3 separate regions of the Homo sapiens genome follow, and regions 1 and 3 are each linked to region 2. The links are chromatin loops, found by intact Hi-C in ENCODE. Cell type or tissue: dorsolateral prefrontal cortex. All regions are shown on one strand.

Evidence for each region. A loop is a pair of places that touch in the nucleus more often than their neighbours do. Peaks named below come from ENCODE experiments on the same cell type or tissue, not always from the same donor. Only the 100,000 strongest peaks of a DNase experiment are listed, where the experiment ranks them.
Region 1: it touches region 2 in a loop (9-fold over the local background); 100 of 110 quality-filtered maps call a loop at or near these places.
Region 3: a loop joins it to region 2, with 2.4 times the contacts of the local background. A loop is called at or near these places in 32 of 110 quality-filtered maps.

Annotation. Positions count from the first base shown.
Region 1 is chr10:98,039,281-98,044,280 of GRCh38, forward strand. No RefSeq gene overlaps it. Among named protein-coding and RNA genes, the nearest start is that of CRTAC1, 11 kb to the left of the region's middle. In dorsolateral prefrontal cortex, a CTCF peak has its summit at 2,344 (motif pointing left); a DNase peak (open chromatin) is centred at 2,361.
Region 2 is chr10:97,912,120-97,917,119 of GRCh38, forward strand. All of the region lies in intron 5 of CRTAC1 (cartilage acidic protein 1), which reads right to left. Among named protein-coding and RNA genes, the nearest start is that of MIR3085, 39 kb to the left of the region's middle. RefSeq lists an enhancer at 2,374-2,950. In dorsolateral prefrontal cortex, CTCF peaks have their summits at 2,798 (motif pointing right), 3,002 and 3,915; DNase peaks (open chromatin) are centred at 2,822, 3,409, 3,852 and 4,697; H3K4me3 peaks cover 2,151 bases; H3K27ac peaks cover 1,678 bases.
Region 3 is chr10:98,307,812-98,312,811 of GRCh38, forward strand. No RefSeq gene overlaps it. Among named protein-coding and RNA genes, the nearest start is that of LOXL4, 42 kb to the left of the region's middle. In dorsolateral prefrontal cortex, CTCF peaks have their summits at 1,947 (motif pointing left) and 2,147; DNase peaks (open chromatin) are centred at 1,570 and 1,940; H3K4me3 peaks cover 501 bases; H3K27ac peaks cover 1,554 bases.

The DNA of each region.
Region 1 (5,000 bases), 130 kb after region 2:
CGGAGGTTACAGTGAGCCGAGATTGTGCCACTGCACTCCAGCCTGGGTGACAGAGTAAGATTCCGACTCAAAAAAAAAACAAAAAAAAAAAAACGAAAAGAAATAAAAATATCTAATTATGATTTGAATAAATCTGCATATATCATGGAGCTGAATGCAAAACTGTGTGAGCATATTTTAAACAAAGTGTGAGCCTTGAAAAGATCTTCCAGGCTTCCTGTTGGGTGAGATTTTCAGCCTCCCCCAACCTTGTGGGGATACGTGTAACCTTTTCTTTTGCGCTTAGAGTACTTTAGTAAAAAGTTTTAACAGTGCTGCTTTAGTATTTACAAAGCATTGTTTCACACAACATCTTATTGATATATTCAACAAGCATTTAAGCACTTTCTGTGTGCCAGGCACTGTGCCCTTTTTGACAAAGAAGTGGGTATTTGTATTTCCCGTATTGTGGAGAAGAGGAAATAGAAAGACGCGGTGACTCCCACCACCTCCCAAAGTTCTCATGGGGCAAAGCAGAGCTAGGTATGCGGTGTCTTTCTTGGCAAGCTGTGCCTTTCTGTCATGCCTGCTGCCCTTCCCATATCTCTGCAATTCCTCCTACACCCATTCCTGCCATTAAGCAATTACACAGCACTCACCACCATGTGCCATCCTCCTGAGAGATTTCCAGGCAGGAGGGGCAGGTCACAGGAAAATGGGAAACCCAGGAAAGCCAGCTGGTGCCTGTGCCTTTTCTCCTGCCTGTGATTAGGACACGGTCTGCACACGTTTATAGGTAAGGGCATTGGCACAGAGTAACTAACATCCTCAGGTCACAGGCAGAGCATCCAATCCCGTGGCTGAGCTGGTGGAGTCACAGCTCAGTGCAGAGCCCTAGGTTATCTGAGATGTGATCAGTGCACTGGGTAGCCCAGAATGGATTGCTCACCAACAAGCATTTGTCCAGGGCTTGTTAGGTGTGGGCTCTGTGTTAGGCTGGTGGGAAAACAAAGATAAATACAACCTCTGCCTTCAAGGAGCTTACCATACAGCAGGAAATTGGCGCCCACATTGTGCTGAAAGAGGTAAGGAATAGGGCCGGGCAAGGTGGCTCGTGACTGTAATCCCAGCACGGTATTGCTGTGAGGCCCAGATGAGGCACTGCATGTGGAATGGCTGGAGAATACCTGTCTAGAGTATGCTTGAGTGATAGTCCCAGCTTTGCCACTTACTTGCTTTGAGAGGAAGAGGTAGGAGGATTGCTTGAGCCCAGGAGTTTGAGACTAGCCTGGGCAACATAGGAAGACCCCCATCTCTACACACACACACACACACACACACACACACACACACACAGTTATCCAGGGTGATGGTGCATGCCTGTGGTCCCAGCTACTTGGGAGGTTGAGGTGGGAGGATTGCTTGAGCCCAGGAGGTCCAGGCTGTGGTGAGCCATGATCATGCCGCTGCACTCCAGCCTGGGCAACAGAGTGAGACCCTGTCTCAAAAAGAGAGGGGGTGGAAAGAGAGAGGGAGAGAGTGAGAGAGACAGAAGGAATAGAAATGGGCTGGAGACGTGGCTACCAAGTGATGCCCCTTCTTCCCACATCCTGTGAGCTTCCTTGCCAAGGCACTGTGGGGGCAGGAGACACTTCCTTGGTTACTGTGCACCTTCACTCCCCATCTGCAAGTGGAACTCCCCCCTCTCTGCTTATTCGTAGTTGTCTCATCTTCATCCTCAGTCAAACATTCACCTTCTTTCTCTGCAGCTTCCCAGCAGCCACCTCAACCAAAGCCAGGGCAGCCTGTGGTCACAGCCAATCTGCCTAATGGCACTTTACAGATAATGGCAGCACACACTGAGACTGTACGTTCAGGTGCTCAGAGCTGTTCAAGTGCTTAACTGTTTTCATCGTCCTAACAAGCCTGTGATTCTGTTCTTATGCCCATTTTATAGGTGAAAAAGCTCAGGGTAAGTAAACAGCAAGTAAGTGGCAAAGCTGGGACTGTCACTCAAGCACACTCTAGAAAGGTATTCTTCAGCCATTCTGCATGTAGTGCCTCCTCGGGGCCTCACAGCAATACCATGGTGTAGGTTGATGGGGAAATCTAGACCACAAGGCTCAAATGCATTATTACCAAGCTCAATTCATCTACAGGCAAAGTGGACACGGGAACCCAGGTCTGCCTCTTAGCTGGTGTTCTTTTCACTACATTTTGTTGCTGAAGCCGGAAAATATTCCCTGTATGTTTCCAGTGGCCCTATACCCACCTAGTCTTTGGAGGATTTGTTTTTGCACTTTCCTACTGGGTGAAAACAAGCTCAAACAGTCTTGACCACGCTTAAGCCAGAAAAGCTTGAAAGACCGCCACCTGGTGGCTTTCTTGGTGGTGGTGACTGAAATTGACCCCAGCCTGCGATCAGTGGCCTTGGGTGTCAGTGGTGAGTCTGGAAGAGTAGACGTTGGAGTTTATGGCCACTGACTGTGTGCCAGGTGCTCTGCTAAGTACTTTAAAGGGCTCCCTCTCATTTATTCTTTGCATTAACCAAGTGAGGTTGGTCCTATTCTCTTTGGCTCCATTTCAAAGATGAGGAAGCTGAGGCTCAGAGGCAAAGTAACCAGTTCAAGGTCACACTGTTAATAATTATTTTTTTATTTTTATTTTTATTTTTTTGAGATGGAATCTCTCTCTGTTGCCCAAGCTGGAATGCAGTGGCGAGATCTTGGCTCACTGCAACCTCTGCCTCCCAGGTTTAAGTGATTTTTGTGCCTCAGCCTCCCAAGTAGCTGGGATTACAGGCACGCACCACCACATCTGGCAAATTTTTGGTTTTTAGTAGAGACAGGGTTTCACCACACTGGCCAGGCTGGCCTTGAACTCTTGACCTCAAGTGATCTGCCTGTCTTGGCCTCCCAAAGTGCTGGGATTCCAGGTGTGAGCCACCGTGCCCGGTCTATAACTCTTTAAGCTGGGCTTCAAATCCAGATTTCTCTGACTCTAGGTCCTGCTTCTACTTAACTACTCCTTATCTTACCTCCCCAGCCTTACCCCATCAGGCCATGGCCCATCCCCCAGTCCTGCTCACTGAGCCGCAGCCACTCCGACCATCCCTCTCTTCTTTGGGCTCTCACACAAGGAGAATGTTCCAGGCAGAAGGCACAGCAAGTGGTCTTCTTTGCACTTTCTGTGCCCTCTGTCTGGAACGTTCTCCCAGATTTGCCTGTGGCTGGTTACTCGTCCTACAGATCTCAGCTCATATGGGTCACATCCTCAAAGATGCCATTCCAACCATCCATCTAAGTTGTCCCTGCCCAAACCCAGTTCCTCACTATCCCATTACCTATCTGCATGTCCTTCTGAGGGCTTAGCATTCTCTGAAAGTATCTTGTTTGTTTGCTTGTCTGTTTTCTGTATTCCCCACTGGGAAGGTCAGCTCCATGCTGAGTCTCAGTGCCTACCCTACTGCTTGCCTAGTAGTTGCTCCATAAATGTGTACTGGATGAACGATCAGAAGGAAGGCGACAGGAGAGAAAAGGTCCCATGACTGGTATTTTATCCATCTACTAACAACTCAGGGGCCTTCTCATTCCTCCCATTGTTGGTATCATCCTTGCCTCCTTCTTCTTTGGACCCCACCTCTTTGTATCCAGGACCAGAGGTGAAGGGAGGCCAGAGCTAGGAATATAGATATTACAAATATAAGATGGCTTGCATTTCTGGTCCTTGGTATTTGATATAGCTGAAGAGTCTGGGTTTTTTTGGTAGTGGTTGTTGTTAATTCTTGTAATTAGCTTGTATCTTATAGATATTGCTCTTGGCCATTTAAAAAGAGGTTTAATTGGTCATTCAGGCCTGGAACCTATTCTGTTTTCCAAGTTTATTACTTCCTCCACCACATTCAGAACCTGGCAAGGTAGATTAGCATCTCAGGATTATAAACTGCCCGTTCTCACTCACCCACACTTGGATGTGCTCCAGAAAACAGACACTGGCTCGTGAATTTGAATTTAGAATCCTGCACTTGTAAGGAGAAGCTCAGACCCAGGCACAATATTTAAGATCTGCTGAAAACAGGAGCAGAGTACAAATGCTTACAGAGATGAGTTCCTAGCCAAAGACATGAGCGGCCTCAGAAAGGAAAAACCACAGTAGCTAATGGTCATTAAAGCTTAGTTGACGTAATTTCAGAGAATGAAGACAGCCACAATCCCAGTTAAATAATGCCAGGAGAATTTAGCTCTGAGCTGACAGTGCCATGACTGTGATGTGGTGGCAGAGTGGTGCCAGGGTGACCACCGGGTGAGGAACTGGGCAACCTGGCCTCTCATCTGGGCCGCCACTTTCCCACTGTATGTCCCTACTTAATCTGGAAAGATAAAACTGAGCTGGATGATCTTTCACATTCCCTGCAGTTCTGATGCTCTAGCCCTTTATTTGGGAGTAGAAGCAGGAGGAAGGTCTGGAGGAAAGGAGGCTAAAGTTTATCGAGTTCCTTCTCTCAGTCAGGCACTGAACTGAGCACAGTGGCATCACTTCTTCATAGCAGCCCTGCTAGCATAGTCTCTATTTTGCCTATGAGGAAAAAAAAAATAGGAGGCTAAGTGACATGTCTAAAGTCACATAGCTGGACCATGACACTCAAGCCAGCACACTTTCTACTTTGCCACAAGGCATCTGGCCACTTGAAAACCACCTGTACCTGCTGCTCCAGAATATCTGATTCCTAGAAGTAGCACTCACCTTCTATGGAGCATGACTTTGATCCACACAGTGACTGGGAAAGAGAGATGTCAGCTGGGTTGTCGGATTTCCTGGTTTATTTCAACACTATCTTCTGGCTCCCAGTTAGGCAGCTCGGGGGTGAAAGCTGCCCTTGATGTAAGTAATGAGCAGTAGAACTTGCGTTGTAGGCTGACCCCACAGGACACTGAATGATTCTGTAATTATGCCACACAGTATTCATTGAAGGCCATGCATGTGCTGTACGCTAACAACAACAATAGCAATAACAGCAGCAG
Region 2 (5,000 bases):
TGGCTCCTTCTCGGGGCTGTCATAAATATTAAGTGAGCTGGTTTTTGGAAGGTGCCTTGGAAAATGTCAGGTGCCACACAGTCATTAGCTGGGACTATTTACCACCTGCTGGGTGAATAATATCCCTTTATTTTTTCCCAGCACTTTCAGGCTTCAAAGACCTCCTTGTTCTGCTGTTGGGGTGTGACTGCTCCTCCCTGCCCATCCCTGCTGAAGGCTTCTGCTCACCCTGCCCATCAGGCTGGGTAGGGGCTGGAGTTAGAGGGGAAAATGCCCCTTGGAGGTCCCCATTTCCCCTAGCCACATTCTGGCACTCTGATGATCTGTTCATTGGGCCCAACCCCCAAAGGGCAGCCTTGGTTGTCCTCAAGAACCATCCCTTTACCTCTGAGCCCTGGCACGCTGGCAATGCAGACCCAAGTACAAGTCGGGTGCAGACAATCCATCTCTCAGACTGCATCTGGGCCAGCCCTCAGGGACTGGGGGGTGAGACAGGGAAAGATGGTGGGGAGGGAGGGTGTGCATGCAGCTGAACTTCTCCAAGCTGTGGGTCTGAGGACCCAGGGATGAGGCAGCACAAGGATTCGTGGTGCTAAGGTAAAGCCTCTTGCTTCCTGCCTGGCCTCTGCACCTCCCCTCCTTCAGGATCACGGGAAGCATGCTCTCCAGGCCTCAGTTTCCTTCCTGTAAAGTGGGTGGGAATTGAGAAGATCTCCAAGATTGCTACTAGCTTACTTTGCAATGAATGCATCCTCCAGGGTGGACACAGGATAAGCATGTTGGGGGCTGATTCCTGTGCCCATCTAGCCCTGCACCCTCTGCATCAGCAGAGACTCTGAGGTGAGGCCCCTCGGCCAGGGAACTTGGCCATCTGCTGAGACCTTAATAGAAACAGGATTCTGGTGAATGCCATGATTCGCAGGCTGCCAAGAGCATCCAAGATATTGTAAATGAGTAGGGCAGAAATGCTGGAAACGTGGTGCAGGAATGGGCACAGAGAGAGAGAGAGAGAGAGAGTGTGTGTGTGTGTAAACATGCTGGAAAATGGGATGTGAGGATCAAGTGCAGGATGGTAACAGGGTCTCTCATCCTAAATTTCCTGAAAAATTATAAGACAAGATAACTGTGTAGGTGCTGGTGTTGCCACTCCCAAGCCTTCTGGGAGCCTTCAGAGCCTGGGCAGGACTTGACTGTGTGGCGGGTATTAGACAAGGATACACCCCCGCTCATCCTTCCTGCCCTGTCTCTGCAGAATGTTAAGGCAAGGGGTGGGGCAGCAGGACAGGCCCCATCATTTGTTTCCTCTTGACAGAGGAGGGATTTGCACTGGCAAAGCCTGGGGGTGTAGCCTAGGGGTATAACCCAGAGAGGCTAGCCACAGGCTTGACATTTCTTTAAAATCTCTTGTGTTGAGAAAAATGCACACAAAAATTACATTTCAATTCTATAACATATCTGTGTTTGTTTTAAAAGAAACGCAATGTTCCCCCCGATACTCATCAAATGCATCTGACACCCCAGGGAAAAGGTCTCTGTGTGTCCTGGGCTTTGGGTACCCCTAGCAGGCCCGTGCTGCACTTCCTGGGGGTCCCGGGCCCTGGCTGGGGAGCCTGTCACTCCAGCCCTGCCTGGTCCCTGGCTGTCAGATCTGGCTTCACTCCCGATGAAAGGCCAGCGCCCACCTGGGAAGCTAGGAGGCCCCTTGGCCCCCACTCTGTAGCCCCTGGTTGAGCTCACTGGTGAGGATCTGCCAGAAGGCCTCAGCTGGGCTTTAGGCATCTCCGTCTCCTTCAATAATGACTTCCTATAAATCAGATCTGCCCTCCGCTTTGTTCCATACTGCTCCCAGCCAACAGCAAAACTCCCCACCTGACATCATAAATCCACCTTCATTTTCTTTCCGAATTTCTTTTAAGGCTTCTTTAATCACCACCTTGCAGCCTGGACAGATGCTGCCTCAAAGGGTGAGGCCAAAATGCAGAGTTCCTGGGGAGGAGGCGAGGCCTAGGGGAGGCAGGGCAGGCAGGAAGGAGAGCAGAGAGATGGACCCCAGAGGGGATGGGGATGAAGATGCCGCTGGCCATGCCCAGGACTGGAGGTTTGGGGGGACACACAGAGAATGTTTCCCAGGCAGGGGCTGGGCCTGCTTCTCTTGTGCATCCCCCTGTACCTTGCACAGTGCTCCCTGTACCCAGGAGGTGCCCAGCAGAAGGCCCTGGCATCGCTCTGGCAGAGCCTCAGAGTGGAAGGTGTTGGTATTTGCTATACTAGGTGGGCACTGCCCGTGTGCCAGGCCATGTGCCAGCCATGTCCCATGTGCGCCTCCTTTCGTTCTCACAACACTCTCATTTTGAAGATGAGAAAACTGAGGCTGGGAGAATAGTTTGCCCACTACTGCCTAGGCTGTAATGCACAGGGTAGGCTGGACCTGCACCTGTGGCCTGGCTCCAGACCCTGTCCCCTCACCTGCTAGTTCAATGTCCTCAGAAAAGCTGAGGGGCATGCCCAAGGTCACTGGGGCCTGGACCGCGGAGGCAGTGCAGGACTCTTGCCTCTCACCTTCCCCTCCTCTTTTTCCATCTGGTTCCACGCCAGGGCCTTGGCCATGTCCAGAACCCAGTTCCCAGGATTCCCAGGCAGGGCAGCTCCCGGCACTGTCCCGGCTTCAAGAGGCCTCAAGCAGCTGGGGAAGTTGGGGACCAGGGGATGGGAGAGTGGTCTTCCTACTGCCCCAGTCTCTCTCCCAATCTCTCGCTTGGCCACCCTCCCGGGGCCCTCGAGTCCCCCGAGAGCTGGCATGGTGGCCACTAGATGGCACTGTGACCCAGCGGAGCAGCTGCAGCTGCGGAAATGGATAATGTCTAGAGAGGAGGCCTCCCCTCCCCCTCCCGCAGTGCTGAAGGCCGGTACCTGGATAGCACCTTTGCCTAGCCTGCCCTGGGGTGGCTGGACCTCCCCCGCTGTCCTGAACACTCAGCCAGGCAGCTGCTTCAGCCACAACAACCCGGGTGGGGCTGCCTCAAGTCCGGGTGCCAGCCTGGGGCTGTCATCCCAGTGGGTGTGGGCCTCCCCTCACAGCCCCTCCTGTCTTGCAGGCTGGTAGGGTTCTTAAGTTGGAGGTCATCGGAAAGGTCAGCGGGCTGTGGCAGTTTAAGCATCAGGAGGAGATGGGGCTCTAAGTGCTAGCTCTCTACCAACCTCCTGTGTGACCTTGGGCGAGTCCCTTCTCCTCCCTGGATCTCCGTCTGTTCTTTGTAAAATGGGAGGTTCTCCCAGGTCATACAGCTCTCTAGCAGGCAGGTGCTGTGTGGCTTGGCTCCAGGGACCTCCCAGCTCCCTGAGTGCACATCTGGACATGGCCTGCCCCTTCTGCCTGCTTTCCTCCCAGCTTCTCAGGCCCCCTGGCACCACAGTGGTGCTGAGCGCTGGCCACGCGCCCAAAGCCTCAGCCATCAGGCCGGGCTCAGCATGGCGGCCCTTACATTTGGGGTCCATTCCTGGGGCTCGGGGGTGGGGGACACTCCGGGCTAGTTTTCCAGCCAGACGTCCATGTGTCATTAGCTGAGTGACAAGGGGGGCTACAGGGTAGTGTTGGGGGGCTTGGCGGGCAGGGAAAGGGTGGGCTGGAGAAGGCGCGCAGACAGAATAGTAACATGGTGGGCCAAATAGGTTCTTGTCAGCCAAATGGCTTTTGGAAGTCTGCAGAGCTGTTCGAACACGTCCTCTGGGCACGCCAGCTGCCCCAGCCTCCCTCTGTTCCTCCACCAAAGCTGCTGCTTCTTCCTTGAACTGCCCGTCCTTCCAGCCCAGCCGGCACAGTTGGCTGGTGCTTCCATCCCCACTGTGCTCCTCATCTGCCTCCTCTGGGTCTCCTCCTTCCCGCTCCTCGGTTCTGTGCCAGCCCAGCCAGCGTGAACAATGCCCCCTTCATGCTCAAACCCAGCCGCAACCTCCAGATTCTTTTATTCTGTGTCTAGCCTGCTCTCCCAGTCCTTGCCTCCCTTCCACCTTGTCATTTTCAAGTGCTTCATCCCCCCAGTGCACCCCCCTTCCCTTGCAAGATCAAGGCACTTAATTGCCAAGCCAGCCCAGTGCACAGAACTGGCAACTATGCAGAAAAAATTGACTGTACAAATCTAGGCTGAAGCGCCTGCATGTTTATTTCTTTTCCGGGGGAAACATAGTTTATTACTGATACAGCCTTTCCATGGTACCTTCACGCGCGGAGCTCTCAGGCACTTAGATGGGGCTTGAGCTGTGCTAACCATTTTATTGTCTAGTCATTTGTTCCCACAAACTTTGTAAGACAGGTCAACATTAATCTCCCCCTTTCACCAGGGTGAAAAGTGGCTAGGGAAAGGCATTGTAAACTCAGGAGAGGCAGTGACAACCCTTTCTGGGCAGGACTTTGAGATGATGCCACCACCCAGGTGTCTGGAGGCAGGGTGGTACCCCAAAGGACCCCTCAACCATCCTTCCAGCCCCAGGATTCAGACTGAGGGAGGCTGCCACTTTGGAAGCCTCTGCTGCACACGTTGGGATGGGTATGTTGGGAAGGCCGACCAACAAGAGGATCTCTCTGTCCCAAGTGCAGGTCTGGTATGAATGTGGCTTAAGTTCACATGACAAGTTGTTGTGTACAGCTCTGGCTTCCTGATTTTTGGCACCCAAAACAGGAACTGGATTGCTCTGCCATCAGCAGTCTATTGGCAGATTATCAGAGTTTAGTCAGCAGCCGTGCTGGAATTAGAAAAACAGCCTTCCCTAGAAAGATCTCCCTGTCAGAGAGTCTGACAATAGGTCCCCCAACCAGAAAGATGAGGGGAGAGCGTGCCTTCAAAAAAAAGTGCTGGAGAGGTTTTGGAACAAGAACTCAATTCTTTGAGCTCAGTTATCCGAGACGGGACCCAGCTGAAGCCTAGGGATTTAGCACTCAATTCCTGGTTGCTTATGTGTAAGTAAATAATTTCATCTGCGATTTGGCAATAAAGAATGCTTTA
Region 3 (5,000 bases), 400 kb after region 2:
CTTTATTCTTAATAAATAAAAATGCCAAATTGGCCATAATTGTCAGTGTGTTTTCTCTTTTTAGCATTGGTTTATGGGGTACTAGAAACATTTTTAGAATTATTCTATTTTTTATGTTCCTTATTAACTTGATAGTGTATTTCCTTCTCAGTGTTCCTTATGCTTCTTGTCTTAAACCAATGGTCCATCCATCCTGGGTGTAAATTAAACTGAGTATGACTAAACATAAAAAGAATTTAATGCTGCATGATAGTGAAACCCACCAGGATGGTTAGTGGTGTTCGGCTGAGTGCTGAGCCAACGGCCTGGAGACTGAGTCACAGCCAAATTGATCTCCACTCCCAGGGAAGGTGTGCTCTCCTGGCATGCCTTCAGAGCACTCACGCCCTTCCATTTAGAAAAGTAACTATTTTATTATTGATTTAGAAAATAAATGAAACATACTATCATTGCCTTGAAGCACGCAGATGCTTGCAATATCTTCAGGAGCCCGTGAGGATCACAAATAGCACACTGGGAAATGTTTCACCACGCCAGCTTCCACCGACTGTAGGCGCCTGGGGGTACATCGGAACTCAGCCATCTCTGCAGGTGACAGCCTCGTGGTGCCCAGCCCAGTGGGTTTTGCATAGGCTTAGATGCTTGCTATTTGTAGATTGTTGCTGATATTGCTTGATATTTGGAAGGGCAAAGAAAAAAAGGAGGGAAAGACCGACTACCTCCTCTTGAGTATATTCTGCTTCCCAGTATACAAGGGGGTTGACTGCACTGCCCAGGTCTGGATCATGTCTACACAGCCCGAGGAATGAGAGGTGGTGGTTGGCAAGATGCAGCCAGGGCCGGAAAGAGATGCAGAGATCCCCCAGGAACCAGTGTGTGAACTCTCTGGCCGTGTCCTCCCCCTGCCATGAAGAGCCGAGATAATGAAGATAGAACAAGCTCAGAGCAGGGCAGAGAAGCCATCCAGGAGACATGACTTACGGGAGGAGAGTTTAATTGGTTTAGCCTAAAAAGCCCATTACGCTCTCTGGTGGACACGGTAATGCTATAAATATCCACAAGGTGACAACAAGGGAGAGAGGATGGGTCTGTCTCGCTGATAGACTGTTAAGACCGGCGGCGCAGGGGGAGGCAGGCCCTGCTGGGGGCTTGAGCTCATTTCAGGGGCTTGGAGATGTTTTTACAGTGAGAATCCTTTGTTCAAATGAAAGCATACATGGAACTCTGTAACATGAAACAGATGGATAGCTAAGCTTCTCTAGCAGAAGCAAAGGTCATTCTTTGCCCCAACTCCTGCAGATACCTCACCTCACCCTCCCTGCAGCGCCCCGGCATCTCCTCTAGGCTCAGTTGGAAAACCTGTAGGTGAGCTACTCAGAGGCCCCCAGCTCTGACAGTCCTTGCTGGGGAGTGGCCGTGTCTAAGCAGGAGGTGAGGGTGAGGCACCCGAAAAGACAGTCTGTGGGGATGCAGCTTAAAGCAGGGCCCCTGTGTGGAAAGGGGTTTTTGCTGCCAAGAGATCCTGGGAGTGGTGAGACAGTACCCATCAAGCCTCGGGAAGGACTGAGCTCGTTAAATCACAAGTCGTATCTCACTGGCAGCTGCAGTCTTGGGAGCAGGCATTGGCAATGGATTGTGAGCAAGCGCATGCCTGTGGGGTCTCTCACATGGTCGGGAGGGGAGCTCAGCTTTCAGGGAGCATCTCAGAGTGTGCAGATGGGAGGGTGTTAGGGAAAAGGAGGCAGGGTGATGAGCACGGCGGCAGTCCCGGACCCGGAGTGTGGAGGCTGAGCTCCAATCCCTGCTCTCTGTAAATCTGCCATGTGACCTTGGGTTGTTTGGCTCTCAATTTCCTGATCTGAAACACAAGGTTGGATAAGAAGAGGGAGTGGGATGGAGGCGTAAGCTGCGGCCGCCCGTTCCCAGCCCTCTTCCGCCCTCTTATGGCCACCCCTGAACCAGCCTTTGCTAGGCGGCTTCCCAGGGCCTCCAGGGCCTGCGAGCCCAGTCTGGGAAAACTGGGCTTGGCAATGACCCTGGCAAGGGCATCCCAGGCCGTGGCTCCTGGATGAGAGAGACAGAATCAAATCTGCCCTGGGGGGAGGGGAACTGGGAGAGCTCCTTTGCCAAGGGACCACACTTGGGGGCCACCCTTGAACCTCTTTCTAACAAGGAACAAAGGCAGCTCCACGAGTGACTCCTCTGCTCAGAAACACAGCTCTCTGCTGCCTGGAAATCACAAAAAGACGCTGAGTGATGGGGTGCCCTTCTATGCTCTGGTTCCCTCCCAGTTTCTTTCCTCCCAATTTCCCTCCTCATCTTCTATGCCTCTATTTAGCCCTCAGGACGTGACAGTTCCCAGATCTCTGCTGGATGCCTCCCTTTATCTGAAATGCTGGTTCCAGCCTCCAGCACTCCCCCTAACAGGGAACAGGTACTCACTCCCTCCTCCCTGTGAGACACAATTAACAGTGACATACAATTTTTTAATGTGAAAATCAACCACCAAGCAGGCCAGGCATGGTGGCTCACGCCTGTAATCCCAGTACTTTGGGAGGCTGAGGTGGGAGGATGGCTTGAGCCCAGGAGTTCAAGACCAGCCTGGGCAAAATAGCGAGACCACATCTCAGAAAAAAAAAGAAAACCAGCCACAAAGCCTACTACTCACACCTGTTATTCCTCAGTAGGAGCCATGGTGCACCTGGCCTTTTGTTCTTGGTTTTTCATCACTGTACAATGTTTTTTTCCTGCTGATCCATAATCCTTATGGTAGTAATTTAGCAGCTGCATGATTCATCATTATACAGACTGGTGGCTGTCAGTCTGAGTCTAGGGGCTGTCCAGGTGATGGCATCCAACTTCTCCTTTCACCCCAGGAACTCTGCATTTACCTTTCTCCCAGCTTCATTGTCTTGTTATAACACACTGGGGGTTTCAGGAAAGATTTTATTTGGAAAAAAAATCTGTGGTTTAAGACACTTAAAAATCACGGAGCTAGATTAACAAATATGCACATAACCAAATGCATAACAAATATGCACATAACCAAATGCATCATTTCAAAGAATGGTTTTGCACATGCAGACTTTCCCTCTTTTAAAAGTGTCTCGCTGGCATTTTTTTTTCTCCCCTGCCTGGCGTTGTCCTTCTCTGGAGAATGCGTTTGCCTCGACCCTTCTATTAGAACAGGACTCCTGAGAGTCAGGGGCTGGGTCCTGCTCATTTCAAAGCCTGGCAAGGTGCCCCGCACACCGTGCACGCTCCCTTGTGGAACTGAATATGAAGGTGGCTCCACGGGGGAACTGGGACGTGCCTATGTTGGATGGACAAGACGTTCCAGTTCAGAATTTCTCAGCACACCAGGGAATGGCAGAGGTTCTCCAAGATAATTTTTGTTGTCAGGGTAGGGCCAAGACCACCTCCCTTGCCAGGCTCTGGGGGGACTCAGAGAGTCCTTGCCCTGGGAAGGGTTTTGTCAGGAGCACCAGATGAAACAGACCACGCTGGCCTCCCTCCAGGGTTCAGGACAGGCCTCGGCCTCGGCATTCATTGCTGGAGCCTTTCCCACATCCTCCACTGCACACTCGCTGGTCTGTGCCCATCACTGCACCTGAATGTCCTGCTGGTGAGGCACCTAGCTGAGAGAGATGTGTCCCTGGGCTCTGCTTGGAGGAATAACCCTTGGCCCATCTCCTGTGCTGTGACCCTCCACGCCTGCCCTCAAGTCATGTCCCCAGGAGGAAACTGCCAGCCAGTCCCCAGCAAGGGGGAATAGTGAATCAGAACACAAAGAGGCTTTTGGCTGGGTGCAGTGGCTCATCCCTTCCCAGCCCTTTTGGAGGCTAAGGCAGGTGGATCACTTGAGGTCAGGAGTTCGAGACCAGCATGGCCAGCATGGTGAAACCCTGTCTCTACTAAAAATACAAAAATCAGCCAGACGTGGTGGCAGGCACTTGTAATCCCAGCTACTCGGGAGGCTGAGGCAGGAGAATCGCTTGAACCCAGAAGGCGGAGGTTGCAGTGAGCTGAGATCGTGCTACTGCACTCCAGCCTGACACAAGGAGGCTTTAGCAAGCCAGCCTACACCCTCATTTATTGATAACCTAATAGGGCAACGACTGGCTCAAGGCAGGGTCTAGGGTTCCTGGTGCCTCCATCAGCATCACAGTGTTAGGTGTGGCTCCCGACCCTCTTCCTTGCATCTCTCACTGGACAGGAAACAGGAGAAAAACACCACCGGCCTAGAACTTGGGAGACTTGATTTTTGGAGATCCCCATCAGAGTGAACTCGGGAACAGCACCTGAGCCCTCTTTCTGCCTTAGTTTATTCAACTATAAAGCAAGCAAGTTGACTCTCAGGTCTCCAAGGGGCGCCCAGGTGTGGTGTCTTATCGTTTACACGTGGGGAGTGGGATTGGTAAGGGATTCCATTTCCTTGGTTGTGGCTCCAGGAAAATGTCCTAAATCAGGGAGTACCGTGTGAGTTATCCAACCTGGGACACTTCTGAGAGTAAAAGGGAGTTTTGTTTATAAATACATAGGGACAACACGTGGAAACCAGGTAAACTGGTGCATATGGGTGCCTGGGTGATGGGATGTAGGTTAAGCCACAAGCACCCACACAGCTCACCTCCCAAGAATCCTGTAGGTTGCTTGCTGACAGGAACAGAAGAGCAGCAAGATTAGTAATGCCGAAGACCAGACCTGTTTCTCCCTCTTCCCACTTGTGGCATGGCTGATACTGCAAGCTCCATTCCAGAGAGATGAGCCTCCTCCCACTGGGGAGTCCATGGGGCACATTGGATGCCCTGGGCGCATCACTGGGCTTCTTCCAAGAAAGAGCACTATGACAGCTTCTCTCTGAATGGCAGAACCTCTTGTTGGTTTATAAAGTCCTTTCATTGCACTTGAGCTCACTTCATCTTTATGGCATTCTCAGCGGGAAGGCATCATGATTCCCATTGTACAGGCGGGAAAATTGACGCTCAGAGACATTAGCT